Regions from separate parts of the Homo sapiens genome. Here region 2 is linked to region 1. Evidence: chromatin contacts called from ENCODE Hi-C data. All regions are on one chromosome and are shown on one strand. The core of a region is the stretch at or near the end of the contact, and the rest is flanking DNA. Distances in the headings are between cores, read along the strand shown.

Region 1 (3,867 bases), core at 22-2,521:
TTGCTTGAACCCGGGAGGCAGATGTTGCAGTGAGCTGAGATCGCACCACTGCACTCCAGCCTGGGCAACAAGAGTGAAACGCTGTCAAAAAAAAAAAAAAAAATTAAATAAAATGTAGATTAACTCCTGAAAGTGAATACTGTACATGTTTGCATGCATTTTATTCTTTGTACCTTGTGACTGCTGGCTACTTACTGCCTTCCTCCTGATACCAGTTTTTCTCTACTGCATATGTCAATAAATGTTTAGAAATGCTTGAAGAATACAGAGAAAGCCCAAAGTGTTTTTTGTTTTGTTTTGTTTTGTTTTGTTTTTTTCAGAAATGCATCTAAGTGTCTCCTTACAAAATGAGAGAATTCATTGATTAGCCATTCTTTGGACATGCTCTTAAACGTCCTCTACCAGAAGGAATTTCATATTCCTATCACAAAAGGGAAATTGCTTATTCTTATGTTTATAACACCAGATCTTTTATTTGATATATACTATGTGTATATATTATACAAATAAGCTCTTTATAAAAGATAACCATGAAGGAATTATTTCCTGAAACGGCAAAATATAAATTTGCCTGTAAAATCAGAATGCCCTAGCCAATCTTTTGAGATTTGACCAGGATGATCCTGTGGGTAAGGAAACTAACCCTTTCAAATTGCATGAAAATTAGAAGACAAATGAAGATGTTGTGAATGGAAATTCATTTCCAAATAAACCACTGGGATAAAAATCATTAGAATAATGCTAGTTTCAAAATCTATGTTTTTCCGTCTCTTTGTCACTCACAATTATTTCAAATATGTTCACTTTAAAGTACAGTATATATACCTAGTTAGGTTGAGTCATGTTTTAGAAAAATTCCTTAGAGTTTGTTTTTAAGCAAAACAGGACTGTTTTAAACAAAGCAGAACCTTAACAGGAAACTGATAACAGTGGCCAAGAAAAGCATCTTATTTTCTATTTTCTGTGTATTAGAAAGAAACCCTATTTCTCACTTCCTCATATGGTAATTATATCTCGGTGGAATTGAATCCTCAGGACAACAGGGCATGTTATTGTGAGATATTTTACACCTGGCTTAACCATTCTGTAAAATCAGAGATAGTGACTAGCCCAGAGGCTCTGTCTCACTTCCTTCCGGTGTTGCTTAGCTATTGATAAATATTAAGGTGCATGTGATTTGGCTGCTAAAATGAAGAAAGGATGTCAGAAGGCTATCAGTTTGCTGAATCAAACAGCATTGCCACAGGGCTCCAAGCTGGCAGGGCCCCTCTGGGCATTGCCAGGTCACCAAGGAAGTGGCTGGGTGAGGTGGCAACAGGTGTCAGACATGCTGCTGAGCAGATGATCTCAGCAGGCCTGAGGACAGAAGAGAAGGTTACCACACAAAGTGCTTAGCTGTGACCGCAGAGGAATTTCAGCATCAAAGGAATTTGAGTAGAAAAAGGTTTCAAATTTCAGTTAACCCAGGGTTGAAGCAGCAGGACTCATTGATAGAAAGAGAGAAGCAAATAAAAGCCCACACTAGTTAACATAACTCTCAAATAAGAATGCAATTATCTGCAGCCACAGTAGCCCATGGAAAGATATCCCTAACCAGTCATTCAGTTGAGACATAGGGACATCACCTGGGTGGAAAGGACCCTTACAGGTTGTGAAGGAATTATAAGTGACCATTAGTGAGTGGTCACTATGTACCAGACACAGCTGTAAGTGCTTTATGGCCATTAATTCATTCCATCTTCACAACAACACTCTGAGGTAAGTATTCATATTTGCCTTATTGTACAGAGGTAGAAATGGAATCATAAAAAAGTGAAGACATCAGCCCTAGCTGATACAGCAAGTACAGAGGAGAGCCAGAATATAAACCTAAGAAGTCTGTCTGTATAAACCATGCTCTTAGCCACCAAGTTTCACCATCCCTCACAGGGAGAAAACTGCAGAGCAGAAAAGTTCTGGTCTTACTCCTAAGAAGAGATGCACATTACATACATGAAAAGATACCAAACATGACAACATAGAAAATGATGGATGCCAAGTGAGTGCCAGGAACTATAGAGCTGTTGAAAGAGATTCATTGCAAAACAGGTTGGAATAAGCAAGACAAACTTGAGAAGTGGATTCTCACATTGAGTGTGAACAAGCAGGGGCAGTGTGATGTGGAGGAAGGGAGCATGTACTCTACAGGCTTTAGCTTCAGAGGGGCTTGGGTTCAAATCCCAGCTCTGCCACTTACAAGTCATGTGAGCTTGGGGAAGTTACTTATTCTTTGTTTTCTAGTTTTCCTATCTGCAGGGATAGAAAAATGCTATTTCAAAACACTATTCATGAAGATCAAGCAAAATTAGTTATAAGCAGGTCTCAGCATACTTGGTACAAGGTACACATTTAATATGTGTACTATTATCCAACTAGGGAGAGATAGAAAGGGAGCTTCAGGTGAGAGGAACAGCATAAAAAATGATCCGCAAAAGCCAGAAATAAAACTTCTATGAGCTCAGTTCAAGCTGACTGGGTAGGTAAATGTCTGCCATGAACTTGGAAGTGAGAGAGAATCTCCCTTGGACACTCATTAAGGGGCCTCAAAGCCATGAAGAGTTGCCATGTGGTCCTTCCAGTCAATAAATAATTTTGTCCAAACACGAGTGGAAGAAAAAATTAAGAGACACCCGGATGGGGAAAACCCATTCTCTTTTTGGTGAGACAATCTAGCCAGAAGGACACTCTCGCCAGCTAGAGCTCTGCATATCCAAACAAGCACAGGTAAAGTGGAAGAACTGACCAGAAGAGGAGAAAACATGAATTAATTAATTAATCAAAGAAACACCTGTAAGGTTCCAAGTAGGTGGCAGGTAGGCTGAGTGTTAGTGTATCCAGTCAGGCAGGTGGTGATGACAAAGGGCCCCCAGGAAACTCCCATTTGTGTGAGTGAGAAAGGCAAGAAAACAGCATGCACAATGCTACTTGAGGAGCGATGTTTGAAAAAGTGATGCACAGGTTGCAGGGGATGCACAGAAACTAGGGATGCAGCACTGGAGTGGGGTGAGAAGCTTCCAAGAAGAGACAAGCCTTCTGATGGGTCTCAAAGGAAGAGGAGGGTCTCACCAGGCAAAGGGGTTGGGGGACACATTCTAGTCAGAAGGAACACCATGGACAAAGGTTGATGAATGAAGCAGAATGATATCTTTAAGAAGCTGCAAAACACTTTCCACCAGGAGGGTGCAGCTGGGGTGTGGCACATGAGGTTGTGAAATCAGGTCCTAAAGAGGCTGGAAGAATGTGTAGGAAGGAGATGGGCTCCGCTTGGCTCTTAGGTCTCTGCAGAAGGAAAGAGAAGGAGAATGGGACAGGTGGTGAGACTGGAGGCCTGTACACTATTTAGAAAGTTACTGGGCCAGGCACAGTGGATAATGCCTATAATCCCAACATTTTGGGAGGCTGAACCAGGAGGATCGCTTGAGCCCGGGAGATCAAAACCAACTTGGGCAACATGGAAAAACCCTATATTTACAAAAAAATAAAAAATGAGCCAGGCATGTTGGTTTGCACCTGTAGTCCCACCTACTTGAGAGGCTGAAGTGGGAGGATGCCTTGAGCTCAGGAGGTTAAGGCTACAGTGAGCCATAACTGCACCACTGTACTCCAGTCTGGATGACTGAGTAAAACCCTGTCTACAAAAATGCTCTAAAACAACAACCAAAAAAACCCAGAAAGTTACTGCATGGAGCCCAGAGGAGAAATAGTTGCAGCATCACTGGGAGGTGTGGGTAGTGGGGTGAAAAGGCTATGGCGTAAGCCTGGTGAGGAAAGGCAAAGCACCTGATGCTCCTTGGCTTCAAGTACAGATGGCAAAGCAACTGGGCAAGG
Region 2 (4,046 bases), core at 1,525-4,024, 980 kb after region 1:
TTTTTTTTGCATTTGCTTTGCATGTCTTTGCCTAATTTTTATCTTTATTATCCTTTCTGAGTTTCGTTGTTTTAGATGCATCTCACATATTACAAATAATTTGATTTCCCTTTTTTGTAAATTTGAGTCAATAGGTGAATTAGACAATTTAAACTTTTTATGGTAATATGTTGAAATGTTGTACTCTCATTTATGTTAGGATTCCTTTCTCTTACTTTTGATATTCCACTACATAGTCTATTTTGTTATCATGCCAACTTAATTTTTCACTCTTATTTTTTATTTTTGCCTGGATTCTAAAATTTTTCATTGGCCTTGAGGGCCAGTATGTTTACTTGGATACCTCTCAATGTTGATCATTCTGTATCAATTTTTTCTGAGCTACAGTATGCCCTTTCCATTTGTAGATTCAAGTCTTATTTTATTTCTAAAGAGTTTTACTGAGTAATATCTCCAGACTTCTTCTTAAAAGATACAAATAATGCATATGTTGCAATTCTTTTGTTTTCTGTATCTTTCATGTTCTCTCTAGTTCACTCTAACTTTGTTCATTTCTGGTTATTTTGCTTATATCTTTTGTTTATGTGTCTTAATGTTGCCCTCCTATTCCTCACTGTGATGTCAGCAGTGTTTCTTCTTAGTGTTTATTACAGTATGCTTGCATTTCCATGGTAGCTTTATTTTTCTCTTCTGCTTCCTTCCTGACCTTCAGAAGTTCTTGTTTCATTTCCTCCTGTGGTGGTGCTAGTATTTCCCCTGATCTCTCAATTGCTCTGCTTCCAGCCTCTTCATTGTTTCATTAAATTCATTGTTCATAGACATTTATTTTGTCATAATTTTCTACTTAATGGCAACTTGTTATTGGTGAGGATTCTTTATGTTCCCCTGTCCTCTTCCTCCTTTTGTCTTGTAAGTTATTTGTATAGATCCTGTGCTAGTTGCCTTTTTGTTACTCATCTTTAAATGAAGTGTGTTCTTCCTGATGTTGGAAGTGATCCAGGGTCTTGTTGAGAAGGGGATGAGCAGTTCCAGGCTAGCAAGAATTCTCCCTGGTTCAGGGACAAACTCATGATGACAAGACTATATGTGCGGGTTGTTTGAATTTTTACCTCTCTCCAGCCAACAGGCATTGGCAGCTACAGAGCAGGAGGCAATTCAGCCTCTCTCCTCCACCCTGCCTCACTAGGACACAGACTGATTGCAGCATTTCTGCACATTTTCTGCAGTTCTGCTTGCTCCACTTTCCTGTGAGGTCAAATGCGGTAAAGGGATGCTCCAACCCTACCCTCCATGTACCTGCCTTTCCTGTGATTCCGAAGAAGGGGTGGTTGGTTTTGCCCTCAAAGTGCCATCTACTTAAGAAAACAGTTTCCTGCCAGCTTTATCTGAGACCTGTGTTCCCAAGCACTCCCTCCAGGAGCCTTTGTGCACCCATATTTGATCTTCACTGCATTGAGAGCCTCTCCAAATATTATCTTTTGGGAGTTAGTCTTCAAGGTTTATCAAATATGAAATTCATATTTCTGTCCCTGTTTTCTGGCAAATTCTAAGGAGAAGGGTAGAAGACATATCTTTTGTCTGACCTTTTAAATGGAAATCCCAATATTTACAAGAGGTAAAAGGAATTTTGAAGTAAACATAAAGAGCAGCCTTAAAGTTGGGAAATGTCCTATCAGGGGAACATATATCCTGCCAATTAGTCATGGAAGAAGGTAGAACAATTACTTGACCTTTGCTTCAGTGGTTAGGGACCAGAAGAGCACCATGCAGACTATGTTCTTGCTGTGTATAACTGTTCCCTCCCTGTGAAACTTATTTCCCCCAACCCCTGCTTTCCGTTATGTTTGTCCTTTAGAATCTTTGGTACCAGCAGCATCAGCATCACATGGCAGCTTATTAGAGATGCAGAATTTTAGGCTCCTCCCCAAGCCCCAGAAGCAGCACAGGAATCTGCATTTAACAAGATCCCCAGATATTCATATGCACATAAAATTTGGGAAGCACCACTGTGGATCTCAGTTCAAGCACCAATTTGCTTCACTGATCAATCACATCAGGTTCCTGTTACGCATACTCATAAAATGATCCTTCAGAGCTCTCGCTCTGTAGCTGTGCATTTATTATGATAATTTTTTTCCTATTCCTGTGTATCTCTCTCACTAAACTAGTGTCAGGCTCTATGGCTTATCCCACAACCAATCAATAAATATTTGCCAAATGACTAAATGGATGTGCAAAATTCATATTTGTATCTGAGTATTTTTAAAGCCAGTTGGCACTGCCCATTCTCCTGCTAGTGGTCTCCCTGCCTCAGACTCATCCATGACTGCATCAGCCTTGGACTCCTCAGCCCAGCTCTCAGACTGGCCCTTCCAGAAGTGAGTGAGTAAATGAAGGAAAAAATGACATTGCTGAAAAATCCAAGAAATTTCATCATTCAGACCGCAGTTCCTCAACATCTCACATATCTGTAAATGCCACAGAGAGATTGTTTCCTGAGTGCTATTTTGGAAAATATAATCACGATTTTTGTGTGGGAAGAAAAGACACTCCCCACAGACATCAGAGCAGACACATCCCCCCAGCCCTAGTCCACAGAGGGTATATTGCAGGAAAGTCTTACTGAAAGAAAGAGGGGCTACAACAGGGCTGGATGGGTGCTGAAGATGCTGAACTCAGGCAATGGAATTGCTTTTGTCAGTTGCCCTCACCAGGTGTGGCTGTATGACTGAAATTGCCAGTCTCCCCTGCTGGTGGTAGGGACTGTTTTGATTAACCAAGTAGAAGGTGACGGTTTAAAACTAGTTTCCCAATTTGGGTAATTAAACCTCTGCTAAATATAGTAGGTTTAAAATGAATGTTCACAACATTGAAACAGAACATGCTAATTCTAAAAATACAGACTCCCTTGCTGTGAAAGACCTCTCAGGGGAGAACCGACATTGAAGCAAAACAATGATTTCATCCCTCCCGCCCACCATCCCCCAGCCTGTGAACCAATTTGTTTGAAGAGATGAGGCTCACCACACTACAGCAAAGGAACCAGAGCTGTTACCAGACACTAAGGAAACTAATCACAGAAAGTCAAAGGAAGAAAGGTTACAAGGCTGAAATTTCTTTTTGTGGGATCCTGTCCTGCACCAAAACAGGCCAACCAGCACTTCTTATGTCTACTCCATACAAGGTATATAAAACTCAAGTTAGTGGGGAAAGGAATTTTCATTAAGTCACTTAGAAATGAGAGACATGCAAATGAGAGAAACTGACTTTCTTTGAAGAAAGTGTAAACTTTCTAGGAAGCCTCTTTCCTGAATAATTAAATCACAGAGAACCTTGACTCTCTGTGGACTCAAAAGCAATTACACCCAGTTCTTAAACAGAGCTGTTCCCTCATCATAAAATCCCCTGTGCATTTCCCTCTGTATAACAACAAATGGTCCACAAACCTCCTTCAAAGAGTTGTCCTCACTTGGTGACTCCACTTCTCTCCCTGTTCTCTTTTATCTCATTCCAACCACAGAAAAAGCTTGTATTGAGGTCACATGCCTTCATGTTGCTCAATCCAGTGGTCAGTCCTTTCATATCAGCAGCATGTGACAAGACTAATGACTCCCTGCCTGAAAAATCTTCCCTTTTCATTCATTTGGCGTTTAGCCTACCATCCCCTCTTCTTTGTACTCTGACCTCAGTAGGGACGACTTTGCTGGAAAAGAAATTTAGAATTTGATTATGTGTGACCTAATCTCCAGTACCCATGTATTCTATTTTTGAAAGACTTGAATTTTCAATTATATTTGTAACAAAACCGTGTATGTGGAAATGATGGAATAACAGCCTCTTTTTTTCCAAGATGATATGTGCATCTTCAGACCTTTATACAGATGAGCTCTTTACCTCCATCTTCTAAAACTATTAATTAATCCAGAGAAGTGTGTTGCTATAAAATATTCTGTGAAGCATTTTCACTTATTTTTCTTTTCTTTCAAAGAAAACAATATGGCCCAGTTCCTGGCTTTTGAAGAACTAGAGAAAATCATCATCATTGG

What was found. A loop is a pair of places that touch in the nucleus more often than their neighbours do. Pooled maps may share reads with other maps.
Region 2: a pooled map shows a loop between it and region 1 (10-fold over the local background). The contact joins two enhancer-like sites. A Hi-C loop is called at or near these places in 2 of 37 single-sample maps with no recorded cell type and 4 of 50 pooled maps.

Annotation. Positions count from the first base shown.
Region 1 is chr5:59,561,845-59,565,711 of GRCh38, forward strand. The region is part of intron 1 of PDE4D (phosphodiesterase 4D); the gene reads right to left. It overlaps LOC107986347 (a long non-coding RNA gene), which reads right to left. Exons shown (of 2, transcript XR_001742409.2): 1 at 1-3,867. Among named protein-coding and RNA genes, the nearest start is that of MIR582, 140 kb to the right of the region's middle. RefSeq lists an enhancer at 1,054-1,704. Within about 2 kb of position 1,272, at least 11 of the 41 ENCODE cell types and tissues checked have a DNase peak (open chromatin) inside an H3K27ac peak, as active enhancers do.
Region 2 is chr5:60,538,662-60,542,707 of GRCh38, forward strand. All of the region lies in intron 3 of PART1 (prostate androgen-regulated transcript 1), which reads left to right. Among named protein-coding and RNA genes, the nearest start is that of PART1, 53 kb to the left of the region's middle. Within about 2 kb of position 2,775, at least 7 of the 41 ENCODE cell types and tissues checked have a DNase peak (open chromatin) inside an H3K27ac peak, as active enhancers do.